Linked DNA regions of Homo sapiens: region 2 is linked to region 1. Evidence: read pairs that join two places in POLR2A ChIA-PET (ENCODE). Cell type or tissue: PC-3. All regions are shown on one strand. Each heading gives the region's core, and the rest is flanking DNA. Links, peaks and the distances in the headings are about the cores only. Region 1 has its middle 14 kb from the start of OPTN. Region 2 overlaps CCDC3 (coiled-coil domain containing 3).

The links. Peaks named below come from ENCODE experiments on the same cell type or tissue, not always from the same donor. Only the 100,000 strongest peaks of a DNase experiment are listed, where the experiment ranks them.
Region 2: POLR2A ChIA-PET joins it to region 1 with 10 read pairs; 3 of 35 experiments call an interaction of 5 or more read pairs at or near these places.

The regions. Positions count from the first base shown.
Region 1 is chr10:13,081,673-13,091,495 of GRCh38, reverse strand. It overlaps a transcript of CCDC3 not described here. Among named protein-coding and RNA genes, the nearest start is that of OPTN, 14 kb to the left of the region's middle. In PC-3, for the core only: no CTCF peak of the experiment used is centred there; no DNase peak of the experiment used is centred there; H3K27ac peaks cover 1,289 bases.
Region 2 is chr10:12,987,669-12,997,491 of GRCh38, reverse strand. The region is part of intron 2 of CCDC3 (coiled-coil domain containing 3); the gene reads left to right. Among named protein-coding and RNA genes, the nearest start is that of CCDC3, 9.1 kb to the left of the region's middle. In PC-3, for the core only: no CTCF peak of the experiment used is centred there; no DNase peak of the experiment used is centred there.

The DNA of each region.
Region 1 (9,823 bases), core at 842-8,841:
GGAGGCTGGGAAGTCCAAGATCAAGGCACTGGCAGTGTCTGGTGAGGGCCTGCCTCCTGGTTCATAGACATCATCTTGCAGTGTCCTCATGTGGTGGAAGGGTTGATGCAGCTCTCTGGGGTCTCTTTCATGAGGGCACTAATCTCATTTGTGAGGGCTCTCCTCTCATGACCTAATCACCCCCCAAAAGGCTTCACCTCCTGTGATGGCTAATATTGAGTGTCAACTTGATCAGATTGAAGGATGCAAAATATTGTTTCTGGGTATGTCTGTGAGTGGGTTGCCAGAGGATATTAAGATTTGCTTCAGTGGACTGGGAGAGGCAGGCCCACCCTCAATCTGGGTGGGCACCATCCAGTTGGTTGCCAGTGAGGCTAGAAAAAGCAGGCAGAAGAAGGTGGAAGGGCAGACTTGCTGAGTCTTCCAGACTTCATCTTTCTCCTGTGCTGGATGCTTCCTGCCCTTGAACATCAGACTCCAAGTTCTTCGGCCCTTGGACTCTAGGACTTACTGCAGTGGTTTGCTGGGGGCTCTCAGGCTTTTGGCCACAGACTGAAGGCTGCACTGTCAGCTTCCCTACTTTTGAGGCTTTGGGACTTGGACTGAGCCACTACTGGCTTCCTTGCTCCTCAGCTTCCAGACAGCCTGTCATGGGACTTCACCCTGTGATCGTGTGAGTCAATTCTCCTTAATAAACTCCCTTCAATATATGCATCTGTCCTTTTACTTCTGTCCCTCTAGAGAACCCTGACTAATAACACCTCCTAATACCCTCACCTGCCGGTGAGGATTTCAATCTATGGATTTTGGGAGGACACAAACATTTAGACCCTAGCAGATGAGAAACCCAGGACAGGCAGCTGCCCTGGGGGAAGGAGATTAGTTCTGAGTAACTTGCATTACTTGTGGGATAGGTGAATGAAGAGGTCCACACCTATTTGGAAAAATGGGCCTGAACCTCAGGATAGAGATTAAGCTTGGAAATATGGACTTAGTCCTTCTCAGAGACCTCCTCTAAAAGGGCTGAATTCTAGCACAATTTGCAATTGCAAAAATGTGGAACCAACCCAAATGCCCATCAATCAATGAGTGGATAAAGAAATGGTATGGCCAGGTGCGGTGGCTCAAACCTGTAATCCTAGCACTTTGGGAGGCCAAGGCAGGTGGATAACGAGGTCAGGAGATCAAGACAATCTGGCCAACATGGTGAAACCTTGTCTCTCCTAAAATACAAAATAAATTAGCTAGGCATGGTGGCACGCACCTGTAGTCCCAGCTACTTGGGAGGCTGAGGCAGGGGACTCGCTTGAACCTAGGTGGTGGAGATTGCAGTGAGCTGAGATCACACCACCGCACTCCAGCCTGGTGACAGAATGAGACTCTGACACAAAAAAAAAAAAAAAAGAAAGAAACGGTGATATATATATATATATATATATATATATATATATATATATATATCTAACGGAATACTACTCAGCCATAAAAAGGAATGAATTAATGGTATTTGCAGCAACCTGGATGAGATTGGAGGCTATTATTCTAAGTGAAGTAACTCAGGCATGGAAAACCAAACATCGTATGTTCTCACTCACAGCAGTGAGGATGCAATGGCGTAAGAATGACACAATGGACTTTGGGAACTCACGGAGAAAGGGTGGGAGGGGGGTGGGGGATAAAAGGCTACAAATTGGGTGCAGTGTCCACTGCTCGGGTGATGGGAGCACCAAAATCTCACAAACCACCAGTAAAAAACTTATCCCTGTAACCAAACACCACCTGCTCCCCAATAACCTTTGGAAATAAAAAAATTAAAATTTAAATTTAAAAAAATGGCTGAATTCTAGAGAATTCCTCCAATTTAAGGGGGGGTGCTGAAAGAAAATAAAAAGTTGGAGAGGAGAGAAGAGGGAGCATCCAGATAAGAGAAAGCGAAACTAGGAGAGAGCAATGTCCCCGAAGTCAAGTGAGGAAAAGTATCAGGAAGGAGAGGGCATTGAAGGTGTCCGGGGCCAGAGTACCCCGAGGAATGGGGACAGAAAAGCAAGTTTGAGAATTGAAGACTCTAATCAAGTGATGGGACAATAGTCCCAGCAACTTCAAAGAATATAACAATAGTACTAAGTTGTTTACTTGCATTCTTTATATGATTCATATAAAGAATTCATAATAAGTGTTAAACATAAAGAAATGTTCACTTACAAATATTCATAAATAAGTGTTCACTTACAAATATTCATAAGTGTTCATTTATAAATATTCATAAATAAGTGTTAAACAAATAAAGTTACTACTTTAAGACGACTCTTTCTAAAGAGTTAGCCACTATCTGTAAGCTCTAAGATGTATTTTATATGGTCCGCTGTGTAGTTTTTGGATCTGAATCAGAACCTGGAGAATTTGAGGAGGGAATTTGTCGTAGACCTGTTCTACATATATCTCAATATCCAGTTAATATTTCTTTCTTCTTTTATTTTTTTTTTTTTTTGAGACAGTCTCACTCTGTCACCCAGGCTGGAGTGCAGTGGCACGATCTTAGCTCACTACAACCTTTGCCTCTAGGGTTCAAATGATTCTCCTGCCTCACCCTCCTGAGTAGCTACAGGTGCCCGCCACCATACCTGACTAATTTTGGTATTTTTAGTAGGTTTCACTATATTGGCCAGGCTGGTCTCGAACTCCTGACCTCAGGTGATCCTCCTGCCTTGGCCTCCCGAAGTGCTGGGATTACAGGCGTGAGCCACTGCGCCCAGCTAATATTCAGTTAATTTTTTAAAAATGCTTTCCTCCTTTCCGTCTTGTCTCCTTAATGCTGCTTAACGCCTCATTTGCTTCTTTTGCCTGTGCTTTTGGAGACAGGGCAGGCAGGTGAGCGGCAGCCTGTCTCATTCCATTCCCTCGGTAGCCTCAATTTTTTGCAGTGTGCCATCTACAGCTTAGTTTTCATCTCTAGTTCTCATATTACTTTTCAAGATCAAAAACCTATTTCTCAATATGATTCATGCTCCTTGGAGACTTGTGCTAATTATAGTTTGATGATATTGACTCTGCTGGATTTGGGGCGATGTCATTTTATGACGTCCCTTTCTTGTGTTTATCAACACTGGTTTGCTCAATTCACGTTTCCTTTTCATTTATTCTAAGAGTTACAGCTCTCCAATAGAATTAGATTCTTTCTATCTTTAGAGCAGCATGTTAATTTTTTTTTATCCTTCTCAACATTATTTCTAAATTGTTGAGTCTTTTTAATGATAACTAAAACCAACACTACTTTTACAATGACTCAATGGTGAGTCAAAATTCTTGTATCTAAGTTTGCTAACATAAATTTACTGTAGATTAGTCTTTTGCTAGGATTTGACTGGGGCGGCTGTGTACAGTTGTGCAGGCTGTTCACTGCATCCCCAAGGGGATGAATGCAGGCTGAAGCATGCCAAGTCATGCACTTTGGTGTGAAGCTGCGTCTTCCCAAGGAAGTAACTCCTTTCTCAAACGCACACAAAGACTTTTTACCAACTAGTGGAATCCTGGATCTGATCATTTTATACAGATCCTCAGCTTGCAATGCTATCCGTGAAGTCCTTGCCAAAAGCTTCCTAATGTGAGCACATCCAAAGTCTGGAGGACCACAATTGCTAGTGCACCAACCTTGTAGATCTCTTACCTTCAGGCTGTAGAAAAGCATTCCAGCCCATTGCAGAGTACATAGGAAAGCGGCGGCTATGGCTTCTCTATGCTCCTAGCTCTCTGCGCCAGTTTCTCCACTGACCTTAGATGATACTTCTAAGTATCATCTTCTAAGTATCTAAGGATAAGCCCCAACATAGCTTATCCTTTTATAGTAGGGAGGAAAACTTCTACCCCTTAGGACCTCCTGTTTTTCCCCAGACTTCCATAGCCCTTCTGTGCTTCGATCTCACCCGCCCATTTCCAGGGTCCAGACTTCTCTTGTGCTGGTTTTTAGCCTTCTATCTGGTCTTCTGTTATAAGGTGCACTGCTAAGAGGAGTGGACATGGAGAAGGGAGAGGGGCAAAGAGGGTGGGCCAGATATCGTCAGCACTGTTCCTAGCACCATTTTTTTTTTTTTTTTGAGATGGAGTTTCACTCTTGTTGCCCAGGCTGGAGTGCAATGGCGCAATCTCAGCTCACCGCAACCTCTACCTCCTGGGTTCAAGCAATTCTCCTGCCTCAGCCTCCTGAGTAGCTGGGATTACAGGCATGCACCACCATGCCTGGCTAATTTTGTATTTTTAGTAGAGACTGGGTTTCTCCATGTTGGTCAGGCTGGTCTCGAATTCCCGACCTCAGGTGATCCACCCGCCTTGGCCTTCCAAAGTGCTGGGATTACAGGCGTGAGCCACCATGCCCGGCCTTGTTCCTAGCACCTTTTATGCTCTTCTCTGTATCTTAGGCCTTAGAAGCCTAGGGACTATATTTCTGAAATGCCTTTGCCAACAGGCTTTAGGATACAGCTGAGAAGATGTGTCTGTGCCAGGTTTGAAAAGCTGAGGCTGCAACAGGTGTGTGGGCTTCCAACAGATGAATCTGCAGCCCCTTTCATGTTTCCTTAACTGTTATTAGCCCAGGGCTTGTAGGCATCTGGGACTACTGGCAGTGGTTTTCTGCATTTTACTCACCTCTGGGTGGCAGGTGCCGCTTCCTGACCCCCTGGACCAACCACAGCTTTGGTGACAAATTTGAAAACTAGGATTGAATTCCCTGAAACTCATCGTAGAAACCTTTTACAGAGGCCGGGCGCGGGGGCTCATGCCTGTAATCCTAGCACTTTGGGAGGCTGAGGCAGGCGGGTCACGAGGTCAGGAGATCGAGACCATCCTGGCTAACACGGTGAAACCCCGTCTCTACTAAAAATACAAAAAATTAGTGGGGCGTGGTGGCATGTGCCTGTAATCCCAGCTGCTGGGGAGGCTGAGGCAGGAGAACCGGGAGGCGGAGGTTGCGGTGAGCTGAGATTGTGCCACTGCACTTCAGCCTGGGTGACAGAGCAAGACTCCATCTCAAAAAAAAGAAAGAAACCTTTTGCAGAGAGGATTCAGAGTTTTATTCATAACTCCCAAAATATTCCAAACAATTGCCTTAAATCTTAAATATTGATGTGAATATTTACTCAATGACTTGGAATTGTTATGCTAACTTTGGAAATATCTCAAAAGAATGATTATTCATCTACTTTGCATTTGAAACTTACAAATTTTGGGTTTCACTTCCTTTCATTTGTTATTCATATAAGAAGTATTTACCAAGTAAAAGCTACTTGATTATAAATCCCCAAAGGGCCTGGCTCCATGAATTATTCTGTTTCTCATATGCGCCATCTTTCCTGCTTCCCTTGGCCTAAGAACATATGGAAGTTTATACCAATCTAAAAATAATCACTAAATAACAAGGCCTCTCTTGGTTCATATTTTCCCTTTATGACCACTTTTTCTAATTAATTATCTTTTCATCCAAACTTCTTCAATATATACTTGGTCTCTTGAATTTCTTTCTTTCTTTTTTTTTTTTTTAAGAGGGAGTCTCTCTCTGTCACCCAGGCTGGAGTGCAGTTGCACAATTTTGGCTCACTGCAACCCCCAGCTCCCGGATTCAAGTGATTCTCCTGCCTCAACCTCCTGAGTAGCTGGGATTACAGGCATCTACCACCACACCTAGCTAATTTTTATGTTTTTAATAGAGATGGGGTTTCGCCATGTTGGCCAGGCTTGTCTCAAACTCCTGACCTCAGGTGATCTGCCCACCTTGGCCTCCCAAAGTGCTGGGATTATAGGCATGAGCCACTGCACCTGGCCTCATGGTCCCTTGAATTTCTGATGTTTTATGGAATATTTGAAAGTTTTCTGCCTGGAAAGGAGGGAGGATTATGGATCAAAAAGTTTGAATTAAACAAAATGTTGGAGACTGCTTTCCACGGTCTTCAATATGCTGATATGCATTACAAAGCCCCACAACGGAGGTGGGGATGGGGTCACGGATTTCAGTGCTTCCTGAATGCTTTGGACTGAAAATCCATCTGCTGTGTCCAAAATCGCTAAGGACCTCCCGTTGTTAAATTCAATGGGCATGTAACAGGGTGTGGAATTGTTGTTAGCAGAAGAAACTGACATGTGAAAGTTGCCAGCCATTTCTATTTCTGGCATGGGGACACTGAGTCATCTTGAAGCTGACTTCTTTGGGAAGAACCACTGGAGTGGCTCCCTTTAGTGACAGAGCCGTAAAGTTTCTGGGGTGCGCACACAACAGCACGCTCACTCAATATTCCCTTGGCTGGGGCTGGGACCCAGGCTTGCTAGGCAGACTCCAGTGCCTTGATCTCAGGTTGCTGGGGTGGTGGTGGCAGTTTGCCTGGAAGCCAGAACACTTTCTGGAAGGAAGGATATTGACACTTCAACTATTCTCTTTGTTGTCAGGATCTTCAGGGGGCCTCAGAAAATAGTTCTCTTCTTCCCTGCCTGGGTTCTGAACAAGTGTGAAACCAGAGAAAGGCAGATGAGAGATTTAAAACTTTTTTGTATGTGACTGACAAAGGCTTGGTTGGAGGGCGTGATTTTCTGTTGGGGAACGTCACCTGCTAATGGGGTGCTCTAGCATTTTCCAGATGTGTCCACACAAGCCTGGCCCCTGCACCCATACTGTGCTCTCCTTCCTCTCCCTAGACAATCTCACTCCTTCTCATGGCTTTGCTCACCTCCTCCCCACATCTTCAGACCTCTGTAATCCACTGATTGCTGGCAACTTTCTGGGCATCTCAAAATCAGGATCTCACAATGTTACTGGAAAGGAGTCCCGATCTAGACCCCAAGAGAGGGTTATTGGATCTCGTGCAAGAAAGAATTCAGGGTGAGTCCACAGTGCAAAGCAAAAGCAAGTTTATTGAGAAAGTAAAGTGGGGCCGGGCGCGGTGGCTCATGCCTGTAATCCCAGCACTTTGGGAGGCCGAGGCGAGTGGATCACCTAAGGTCAGGAGTTCGAGACCAGACTGACCAACATGGAGAACCCTGTCTCTATTAAAAATACAAAATTAGCCAGGTGTGGTGGTGCATCCCTGTAATCTCAGCTACTTGAGAGGCTGAGGCACAAGAATCGCTTGAACCCGAGAGGTGGAGGAGGTTGTGGTGAGCAGAGATTGTGCCATTGCATTCCAGCCTGGGCAACAAGAGTGAAATGCTGTCTCAAAAAAAAAAAAAAAGAAAAGAAAAGAAGGTAGAGTGGTGAAAGATGGCTACTCCATAGACAGGGTAGGGCGTTCCCGAAGGCAGAAGAAGAAACATGTCCACCCTAGGTATAATACTCATTTATGTAGGATAAAGAAGATCATGGGGAGATGTGCTCTGCTACAAGGGTTTGTGATAAAGGATTAATTTTCTTAATGACTATATCTTGCAAGAATCGATATTACTATCTTTAAAGCAAAATTAGGAATGCTTCTGTTCTCAAGATATTGGGATATCAGGATGTTATATATAAAATGTTTATTCAGAAACAGAATGCTTGTTCCTTGGTACCATAAGGAAAAAAAAATCAGCATTTAGACAAAAAGTTTTCTCAGCAAGGTTATTTTACTTTCTGCAGAAAGGGTGCTCCTCGCAGATGGAAAAATGGCAAGAGCACACCTGAATAAAGGAGGGAAGCAATTTTTATCCCTTACGCAGCTTGTCCCTGCTACTCTGTCCTGTCTCCATTGGCTGGAGCCAGACCTCACAATCTAAACTGAACCCAATTGGCTGACAATTTAAAACTTCTCTAAATAGGTAAAAGCAATGGAGAACAAAGGAAAAGAGGAAGTTGCTTACGAAAGGACTTAGAAAAGTAATAACATTCCCAAATAAGGAAGGGGCATAGGCTGTGAGCTGGGACATGCCTGTGAGCACCTCCAGCACAGATATCTTGGTTAAAGTACAAGGACATAGAATGTACTATGTGCCTGTGAGCACATTTAACAGCTACATAGGATAGGGCTTAACAAAGAGTTATTAGCACAAATCAAGGAAGCTTGAAGGAAGTTAGTCTTTAAAAGAAACTATTATTTCTAACACTTATGATTTATTCTTTAACAAAAAGGGAAACTGTGAAGAGGAAACTTTTTACTTTCTACGGTTCCCTCCTCTTGATTTCATAGTTTTTTCCTCTGCAAACTTTCTTAACATGTCTTGTTCTAGCTATTTTGCTTGAGTTTTTAAAAGAAAAAGCTTTTCTGGTTGATGAAATGCCAGGGTAAAAGGGATAGCCAATTGAACTAGAGTGCAAGTACTGCTCTAATTGTTTGGCAGAATGTCCAGTAAAGGTCCTCTACAATACTACCATACATCTGCTTGGTGATGAATAATGGTGGACTGATGGGTCAGCTCTTGGAAGTGCCTGAACTCACTGCTTGTTAAGTCTCCAAGGAATGCCAAATTTTCCCCTTGTCGTTGGAGAAATGAGGTAAAATTGGTCTTGAAAGATGGAGGCTGTGTGGGCAGCAAGCCATCCAGGTGCTGAGGCAAGAGACCGAGGGCACAAGCTGTTCCAGTATAATAAAGAAAACACATAGAAGAGGAATAGTTGTACTAGAAATAGGATATAGATATGATTATATATGAATATTATTAATCATTAGTTTGTAGCATTACTCTTTATTCCACTGTTATAATAATTTCTGTTCTACAATTATAACCTAGGAAAAACCAGGCCATACAGAGATAGGAGCTGAAGGGGCACAGTGAGAAGTGACCAGAAGGCAAGTGTGAGCCCTCTGTCACGCCCGGATAGGGCCACTAGAGGGCTCCTTGGTCTAGCGGTAACACCAGTGCCTGGGAAGGCAACCGTTACTTAGCTGACCTTGGTCTAGCAGTAATGTCAGTGCCTAGGGAAGGCACCCGTTACTTAGCAAACCGGGAAAGGGAGTCTCCCTTTCCCCAGGGGAGTTAGAGAAGACTCTGCTCCACCACCTCTTGTGGAAGGCCTGACATCAGACAGGCCTGCCCGCAGCCATCCAGAGGCCTAAACGTCTCCCTGTGATGCTGTGCTTCAGCGGTCACGCTCCTGGTCCACTTTCATGTTCCACCCTGTATACCTGGCTCTGCCTTCTAGATAGCAGTAGCAGAATTAGTGAAAGTACTAAAAGTCTCTGATATGCAGAAATAATGGCGTAAGCTGTGTCCTCTCTCTCCGCCTTGGCTGTCAAACAGGGAAGGGCCGCCTGTCCAGTGGACATGTGACCCACGTGACCTTACCTATCATTGGAGATGGCTCACACTCCTTACCCTGCCCCCTTGTCTTGTATCCAATAAATAACAGCACAGCCTGGCATTTGGGGTCACTATCAGTCTCCACATCTTGGTGGTAGTGGTCCCCTGGGCCCAGCTGTCTTTTCTTCTATCACTTTGTCTTGTGTCTTTATTTCTATGATCTCTTGTCTCTGCACACAGGGTGAAAGACCCACAGACCCTGTAGGGCCGGTCCCTACAAGGCTGGATGGCCCTCGGGGGCTGACCCACAGGGTACTGCATTTTAGGAAATAGCAGAGAGAGTTTGGCACAGTTCACTGTCACAGGCTGTAGGATTTTGAAAAAGAGCTACCAGGAAGTCCATGTCTTGTCGATTAGAGGATTATCTGAGTGGAAAGGGGACAACCTGGACCTCTGGCCTACCACGCACACAAGCGTAACGATTGCATTTATTTAGAGTGCAGATGGAATATTTAATCCATTTTAGCCAGGCATTTACATCCTGATACCTTGTCTCAATTGTTCTTGTTTGCCTTAGGTTTTTTACTTTTACTATAGAGACTTTGGTCTTGTCATTGTGTCTGGGAGGAGTGAT
Region 2 (9,823 bases), core at 1,114-9,113, 94 kb after region 1:
AGTCTTCCGATCTGGGCCAAATGCCAGAGTTGGAGGAACATTTTGATGATCATCACTCTTCCAAAGCAATGGGCTTTGCCACAACCAAGTTGGGATGATAGTGGGGGCCAGGCCAGTCTAGGCCTCTGGGGCTGTGACCCATCTCTTCCGGTCCCCGATTGAAGACATTTTTAGGGCAATGTGACACACTGCTGGAGAGAGAGTTCTGATGTGGGTATCACATGGAATAAGGACTTTTTTTTTTTTTTTCCATTAACGAACCCATTTGCACATGTTAAGAGACTCCCTTCTTTCCACCCATCAAGAAGGGTTTGAGGGAAGTGTCTTTCTCTTGTCTGGTGGGATGGCCTAGGGTAGCTGCCTTGTTCTTCCGAATCCCCTTATTGTCTTTTTTATTTTGTTTTCCTTCCAACTTTTATTTTAGGTTCAGGGGGTACGTGTGTAGGTTTATGACGTGGGTAAATTGCGTGCCACTGGGGTTTGGTATACCAATCGTTTCGCACCCAGGTAGTGAGCACAGTACCTGAGAGGTAGTTTTTCCATCCTCACCCTCCTCCCACCCTCACGTAGGCCCCCGTGTCTATTGTTGCCATCTTTGTGTCCATGTGTACTCAATGTTTAGCTCCCATTATAAGTGAGAACATGCAGTGTTTGGGTTTCTGTTCCTGCGTTCATTTGCTTAGGATAATGGCCTCCAGCTGCATCCATGTCTGCAAAGGACAGGATTCAAACCCGCTTCAAAGGGAGATTCAAAGGGAGCTTCTCCCAGGGCTCCCTGGACCCTGGAGGCCTTCTTCATGCTCTTGCACAGAAGCTATTCCTGTGAAGGGCTGGTACGTCCAACTAAGGGAAAGGATTTCTTCTTCTTTGACATATGTCTGTAATCCCAGCACTTTGGGAGGCCGAGGTGGGGGGATCACCTGAGGTCAGGAGTTCAAGACCAGCCTGGCCAACATGGCGAAACCCTGTCTCTACTAAAAATACAAAAATTAGCTGGGCAGAGTGGTGCGTGCTTCTAATTCCAGCTACTCGGGAGGCTGAGGCAGGAAAATCGCTTGAACTCAGGAGGCGGAGGTTGCAGTGAGCCGAGATCACACCATTGCACTCCAGCCTGGGCGACAGAGTAAGACTCCATCTCAAAGAAACAAACAAACATACATTCCTCAGCTCTGCCCTACTGACAGCAGTCTAGACTTTTCTAACCCCTCCCTGATGGTTAGAAAGTTAGAACTTTCTGAACGCTTCTCATGTAGTTTGCTCCCAATGTGGTTCTAAGCACCTGTTTTTATTCTTCCTTTTCTCCTTCTTAATCATTACTGTTGCCTACTCCATATTGAGTTGGACCCAGCAAGTCTAAGCCTGAGCATCCCAAGCCCGAGTCATACTTAATTTCTTCCAAGCGAAGGCTTTTTAGGCTTGGCCCTTTTGTTCCCCATCTTGTGGGAGCTTTGTTTATATGACTATATAATAGATTTATGTCAAGAGATCAGATATTATTCTGATCTTTAATAGGTTAGCCCTTAAAATCTTAAGCTACATAACTTCTTAGCACTATGGTCACAATCTAGCTACTAACATTTTTCTGGAATTAGATTTTTCCATCATTTGGGAAAAACAAAGAACAATGGGACCGTGGAGAATTGTTTCAGCCTGAAGGCAGATCTATTTCTGTTGATCAGATGTTGATCTTGGGGGAGAATTCCTTTTCCCTTTCCCTTGAATCACCCTGGCCTCTTAGATAACAAAGTGTGGGAGCATTCCAGGCTCAGAGAAAAAGTGGAAACTTGAGGTGAGGAAGATCATTATTTCACTTTGCTGAGCTGCTGTGGAGCAGAATTTAGTTCAATCTGAGGGACTCTGCACGTTTCCAGACCTCTGCTTGTGCCGTTTTTACTCCCTACCCACTTTGAAAGGGACCACATCAAAGCTACATAAAATTAGCCCATTGTGGGCTGATTGCAGTGGCTCACGCCTGTATTCCCAGCACATTGGGAGGCCGAGGTCGGCGGATCACTTGAGGTCAGGAGTTTAAGACCGGCCTGGCCAACATGGTGAAACTCCATCTCTACTAAAAATACAAAAATTAGCTGAGGATGGTGGTACGCGCCTGTAATCCCAGCTACTTAGGATGTTGAGGCAGGAGAATCATTTGATCTTGGGAGGCAGAGGTTGCAATGAGCAGAGATCGTGCCACTGCACTCCAGTCTGGGCAGCAGACCAAGACTCTGTCTCAAAACAAAGCAAAACAAGAAAAATTAGCCCATTAGTTTAAAACTTAATTTGAAATTAAAATTACATTGACTTTTTAAAGTTTTCTGATGCTCCCTAAGATATTTTTACATACCCTGGAGTGATTAAAATAGTTGTGAATTATTGACTACTACTTGCTTCTTTTTTTTTTTTTTCTTTTGAGATGGAGTCTCACTCTGTAGACCAGGCTAGAGTGCAATGGCATGATCTCGGCTCACTGCAATCCCCACTTCCGAGGGTTCAAGTGATTCTCCTGCCTCAGCTTCCCAAGTAGTTGGGATTACAGGTATGTGCCATCACACCTGGCTAATTTTTGTATTTTTAGTAGAGAGGGGGTTTCACCATGTTGGCCTGGCTGGTCTTGAACTCCTGACCTCAGATGATCCACCTGCCTCAGCCTCCCAAAGTGCTGGGATTACAGGCGTGAGCCACCGTGCCTGGCCTACTTGCTGCTTTTTTCTTAAAAAAACCCAAAAACTTTAAGCGTTTCTTTTTCTGTGGGAAGGCAAGCATCAAATTATCCTACCCAGGATAAATACACCATGTTATGTCAGAAGCAGTCAACATTGTTCCTTAACCTTAGGGGAGGGGTCAGAATTGCTGTTATGATCACTCTTTTATTCCAGTAAGAATAGATGTTAGACTTTTGTTAATCAGAACACGCTAACACTCCGCATATTCTAAGAGCAGTTATGAAGGGCCTGGGACTTTGCTTAGGATACTTTCTTGTATTATGTGCCGATCTTCAATTACAGACCCTGCAGGCATCCCATGTGCTCCTGGACTTTCTAGGTGCTGGGTGCTGGGTGCTGGGTGTTTTTTTTTTTTGTTTTGTTTTGTTTTTGAGACGGAGTCTTGCTCTGTTGCCCAGGTTGGAGTGCAGTGATGCAATCTCGGCTTACTGCAGCCTCTGTCTCCCAGGTTCAAGTGATACTTCTACCTCAGCCTCCCAAGTAGCTGGGATTACAGGCACCCACCACCATGCCCAGCTAATTTTTGTATTTTTTGTAGAGATGGGGTTTCACCATGTTGGCCAGGCTGGTCTCGATCTCCCAGCCTCAAGTGACCCTCCTGCCTTGGCCTCCCAAAGTTCTGGGATTACAGGCGTGAGCCACCATGCCCCACCTCTAGATGCTGTTGATGCTGCTGTTCTTTAAGTTTCCATTCAGCTTGGACAGTGGATCTGGACTGTAGATATGAAGGGCACATTTCATTCTCTTCCCTGATAGTTCTCACTTTCTCTCTGTTGGAGGATCTGGGACTCTAGGGTCGATTTGGAGGGTAGGAGATGGAAGAGGGGGAAATCTTACGGAGGGAAACTTTTGCAAAGCATATGCAGGGTGACATTCAACTCAGTCCTTGGGAGCAAAGTCCTCCCACACTCTGGTTCCTTTCCAGCACCTCTCCATCTTCAAATATCCCACCCACGCATTAGTAAATAGCAACGGGATCTTTCTTTCAAAAGCTGCCAAGATGTCAGCAGTGTTAGTACGTGTTCACCGCCTCTCTGGTTCGGTGTCATGGTGTTAATAGGACTTGGGGGGATATCTTTGGCACGTTGGAACATCCACCAGATTTACTGGCAGATTTCTTTCCACACCAGCCAAGGACATTTTTCCTTCCTCATTTCTCTCTTGCTGGACAAGTGCAACAGTCAAAACAGAATTTGGATATTTTTCCCTCTCTGCCGTTACTGTCCCCTAGGACCAAGACCCAGACTGACCCATACTTATGTCAGTCTGTCATAAAATGTCATGGAATGGAAGGAAAATCTGTGGAGATCTTGCTATCATTTTCTTCTTTCTTCTTTTGGAGTTGGGAAGGATGATAGGGGTGTTACCCTTCTCTAAGCTCAACTTGTAATCAGAAGACCTTGATCGGCTCTGCCATTTCCAGAGGAATGACCGTGGGCAGATCCCCTAACTTCCCACAACTTCAGTTTTCCCTTCTATAAAATAGAACCTAGAACAGATAAACTGTCTCAGGGTATTGTCTCAGGACCTAATTAGAACATACTTTTGAAAACACTTTCTAGAGTGATGCAAGGGCTTATTACTGGAAGCTGATTATTCTCAAGTATTGCTTTAAAAACCACATTGAAAAAGAATTTGAAAAGCTGCCTGCTCCCGTCCAGGGGGTCCTGAAACATCCCATGGAGTAGTGGCAACATCAGTAGTAACAGGGGTTTGTGCTGGAGATGGGAACGGATGGAAGGGAAGCTATCTTCTGCACTTTTTTCATTCAACAGAATCGATTGGGTTCTGTGCAAGGATGACATTTAAAAATATAGTGTATTGAATTATCAACAGATAACACACTCACGTGGGGTCTCTACTACCTCTGACACCCATCCACCCAGTCCCCACAAATCCTCCAAATAAGTAGCCACTGTTACTAGTTTCCTTTATAGACAGTCAGTGGTGTTTTAAAAATCATTATTTCAGTCAGTTCTAGGGAACAGGTGGTGTTTGGTTGCACGAATCAATTCTTCAGTGGTAATTTCTGAGATTTTGGTGCACCCATCTCGTGAGCAGTGTATACTGTACCCAGTGTGTAGTCTTTTTTATCCCTCACCCTCTCCCACCCTTCCCACCGAGTCCCCAGAGTCCATTCTTAATCTTATGCCTTTGCGTCCCCATAGCTTAGATCCCATTTATGAGTGAGAACATAAAATGTTTGATTTTCCATTCCTGAGTTACTTCATTTAGAATAGTGGTCTCCAGTTCCATCCGGATCTCTGCGAATGCCATTATTTCATTCCTTTTTATGGCTGAGTAGTATTCCATGACATATATAAAATACATTTTCTTTATCTCAATGGAGTTGTTGGTTTTGTTTTGTTTTGTTTCTTTTGAGATGGAGTCTTGGTCTGCTGCCCAGGCTGGAGTGCAGTGGCGCAATCTCAGCTCACTGCAACCTCCGCAGTGAGGTTCAAGCGATTCTCATGCCTCAGCCCCCTGAGTAGCTGGGACTACAGGCGCCCAGCACCACGGCCAGCTGATTTTTGTATTTTTAATAGAGATGGTGTTTCACCATGTTGGCCAGACTGGTCTCAAACTCATGACCTCAAGTGATCTACCCACCTCAGCCTCCCAAAATGCTGGGATTATAGGTGTGAGCCACTGCAGTTGGTCCTCAATGGAGTTTTTGTTTTTTCTTTCTTTTTTTTTTTTTAATCCAAATATGTGTTATTACCACCGTCTTTGACACAAATGGCAACACACTGTGTACACTTCACTACACCTTGCTTAATTCATGAGTAGATCTGGGAGATCTTTCCATATGCATGGCCTGAGGGCTAGACTGGGTGAGAAAAAAAGATAAGAAAGAGACAGAAAACAAGGCCTTTGTCCATAATAAGGATTTCTCCTGGAGTTTTTGCTGCACAGCTCCATGATTCAGCCCTTTTTGGGTCAGATCCCCGCATTGCTTCTAACTGTTTAGTGTTCAGAGTTCAGGTAGGTAAGGTTTTGGAGTTTTTAAAACTATATGCAGAGATTTCAGTTAAAATCAGTGGGAATCATAGGCCATGGTTGGCTTGCTTCATCTTGACTGGCGCTGGAGTTGACATTTCTATCTGACTGGCTCCATTAAGAACGTGTGTTCAAAGCCAGGATTGGTGGTTCAAGCCTGTAATCCCAGCAATTTGGGGGGCTGAGGTGGGCAGATCCCTTGAGGTCAGGAGTTTGAGACCAGCCTCGCCAACATGGTGATACAACATGGTGAAACCCCGTCTCTACTAAACACACAAAAATTAGCCAGGCATGGTGGCACATGCTTGTAATCCCAGCTACCTGGGAGGCTGAGGCAGGAGGATCGCTTGAACCTAGGAGGCAGAGGTTGCAGTGATCTGAGATCATGCCACTGCACTCCAGTCTGGGCAACAGAGCAAGACTCCCTCTCAAGGAAAAAAAAACAAAACAACAACAACAAAAAAAACATATGTTCAAGCTTTGGTGGAATATATAGCACGGAGGGAAAAAATGAACAGTGTTTATTTTTTGATGATCAAAAGCAAATAGGAATGGGACAGGATCTGTAGTTTCTAAAGCGAGGTTTGAACCCCAAATAGACTAAAAATCAGATAGAACTCATTTCATTCACATTTTTCAGAAAGGGCTCTAGAACAATTTAAAGGTATCCCCGCAAGTGTGCTGAGATCCTCAAGTTTAACAGATCATTTGGTCAAAAACAAAGATACTCATTCCTTAGAGATGGAGAAGTGTAGCTTATGGTCAACAAGTATTTGAGCACCTGTTAAGTGTCTCTGTTTCTTTATTCTTCTTTGATACTGCACCCAAACTCAAAAGTGGTAGTATCTTAAAAATGTGCTATAATGTAGAATCTGAAACCTTATCAATGAACTTTCTGTATTCCTACATGAAAATACATTGGCCTATCTTGTACTTTGAATGGATTTCTTACTCATGCATGATTTCATAACATGACGCATTGACCATTTGGAAAATAGTAGTTTTACCATGTTATGCAGACCTTCCAAATGTGGTGAGATTTAATTATACAATATAAAAATCATATTTGTTAATACCACTATTGATCTGATGGGGGAAAGACTAAGTATTGGGAAGCTGTCAAACTCACAGTGGCAACTTTCTTAAAATTCTAATTTTTGCTTGAGAGCTCACACCCAGTCACTGGCAGCCAATACTGTCAGTTGTTTTCTTTGAAGTGACAAGCTTACTTTATTCACCTTCAAGAAAATGTCTATCAAATACCCAAATCTGAATAAATATATTTGGCCCTTCATTTCATTCTTTTAAGTAAAAATAGTGTTTCATGAAGAAAGCCAATAGTTCATCTCAGAACTTGAGACAACCATCATACTTTGCTATGCGGAGGGGCTTTATGTGTATGCTTCATTTCTTCACACTTGCATGTATTAACAATGTGTATGCAAGAGTCAGGATTTAATAATTTTTACTGCTTCAGTGAAGACATTCTTTTTTTTTTTTTTTTTGGTTGAGACGGAGTCTCGCTTTTTTGCCCAGGCCAGAGTGCAGTAGTGGCGCTATCTTGGCTCACTGCAAGCTCCGCCTCCCAGGTTCACACCATTCTCCTGCCTCAGCCTCCCGAGGCCTGTAGCTGGGACTACAGGATCCTGCCACCACGCCCGGCTAATTTTTTGTATTTTTAGTAGAGATGCGGTTTCACTGTGTTAGCCAGGATGGTCTCGATCTCCTGACCTCATGATCTGCCCGCCTCGGCCTCCCAAAGTGCTGGTATTACAGGCGTGAGCCACTGTGCCCGGCCCAGTGAAGATATTCTTAAATTAAACTGGCATTTTTTTTTTTCTGCTTGCACATGGCACTGAAGAATGCAATGACTGCTAGAATCATCTGGTCCCACTATCTTGATTTGCGCTATGAGGCTGGCAGTTTAACTTGCCTTGCTGTTGCACCAGCAGCGCAAATGACAAACAGTGAAAAAGACAAATAAATAACATCTTAGTAGTATTCCGAAAATAGTTTTGATCTCATGGACTGCCTAAAAGGGTGCTGGGGCCAGGTGCAGTGGCTCACGCCTGTAATCCCAACACTTTGGGAGACTGAGGTGGGCTGATCACTTGAGATCAGGAGTTAGAGACCAGCCTGGCCAACATGGTGAAACCCTGTCTCTACCTAAAATACAAAAATTAGCCAGGTGTGGTGGCACGTGCCTGTAATCCCAGCTACTCAGGAGGCTGAGGCATGAGAGTCGCTTGAACCCGGGAGGTGGAGTTTGCAGTGAGCTGAGATCGTGCCATTACACTCCAGCTTGGGCGACAGAGAGAGACTTTGTCTAAATAAGTAAGTAAAATGAATGAATGAGTGAGTAATGAATGAATGAATGGGTCCTGGGGCCCCCTAGGATTCTGCAGACTTGGGGAACTGCTGCTCTGGACTAAGTCAGTGGTGGACCATGGTAGAAGGGAGGTATTGACTGAGCCGAGGGCTTAAGGAATGGGGGATTTAATGGTCTGAGTGAAGGGAGGTTTGTGACCTCAGTATGTGGCCCAGAATTTCAGGAGACCTTGAGTGAACATTGAGCTTGGAATGATTTCAGGAGCTGGGCTTCTAGCCCTGCTGAATAATGGGCAGCTGCATGGGCAGCGTTGGGCCAGATTGTAGGGGGCTATGAAGACCTTTGTAAAGATTCCAGGGCTGAGACTCAGGAGACTCTGGATTGAGGGGGCTCGATCTGGACTTTGGAGAGTGACTAAGCATATACTGTTTTCAGAAAGCTTTTGAGCTATTTATAATCGTGCTACTCCCTGCTTTCTAGGTGAAGGCTATTAACTTATTCTGATTGTCATTACTCAGCCACTTGATTGGCCAAGTAGAGCCAAAGCTGGCAAGTAGGTAGGATGGTGGTCTTTTTAATTTATTCATTTGTACCTTCATTCTACATATATTTACTAAACACCTACAGTGTGTCACTGGGGATACAAAAGGGAACAGGAGAAAAGAGCTCCAGGCCCTCCTTGAACCTACGTGGTAGTGGGATGAGGGAGAGACAGTCACTACATCAATGAATGTATCAGTCCATAGGAAAAATAACAGATAATGATAGGTGTTTGGCCAAGAATTAAAAGAGGGTAGGTGGGGCGCGGTGGCTCATGCCTGTAATCCTGACACTTCGGGAGGCTGAGGTGGGCAGATCACTCGAGGTCAGGAGTTCAAGACCAGCTTAGCCAACATGGTGAAACTCTGTCTCTACTAAAAATACAAAAATTAGCCAGGCATAGTGGCACATACCTATAATCCCAGCTACTCAGGAGGCTGAGGCAGAATCGCTTAGACCTTGGAGGCCGAGATTGCAGTGAGCTGAGATTGCACTACTGTACTCCAGCCTGGGCGACAAGAACGAGACTCTGTCTCAAAAAAAAAAGGTAATAGGAATTGGAAGCCACTTTAGGTTGAAGAGATGACTTTTAAACTGAAATCTGAAGGACACAGAACCAGCCATACAAAGATCAGGCAGAAAAGCATGCCAGGCAGACCAAGAAGCCATTGCAATTGGCCCCAAGGTGAAAATGGCTTGGCCTTCTCGAGGGGTGGAAAAATAGGAATGAGCATTGGCGGTGGGGAGAGAATGGAACAAGCTGGGTTTGGAGAGGTGAGCATGGGCTGGATCATGTGGACATTTCTGAGCATGTGGGGGAAGATTAGATCTTTGTGATTTGGGGAGCCATTGAACGGCGTGGTGAGACGTGATGAGCCTTTCAGAAAAGGAACACTCTGGCAGCTGAGTGAACCACAGATTGCTGAGGGGCAAAAGCGGAAGCAGGGAGACCAGTTGGGAAACCACTGGAACTGTCTAGGCAAGACTGGAGGCTTGGACTAGTGGGTAGCAGTGGCTCTGGGAAGAAATGGCTGGCTCTGGGATATGTCTGGAAGGGGCGCTCTCCTGTGTTCTTCCAATTTGTCTTTGATCACAGACCACTGCTGTCACTACTTTTTAAGACATTTGCTCTGTGTCATCTTCCTCCAGCACCTCGACCACCCCCAGGGTATTGGCCAATGTCATGCTTTGTGCTGCAAAATATTACACTTCCTTTGGGAATATTTGTACC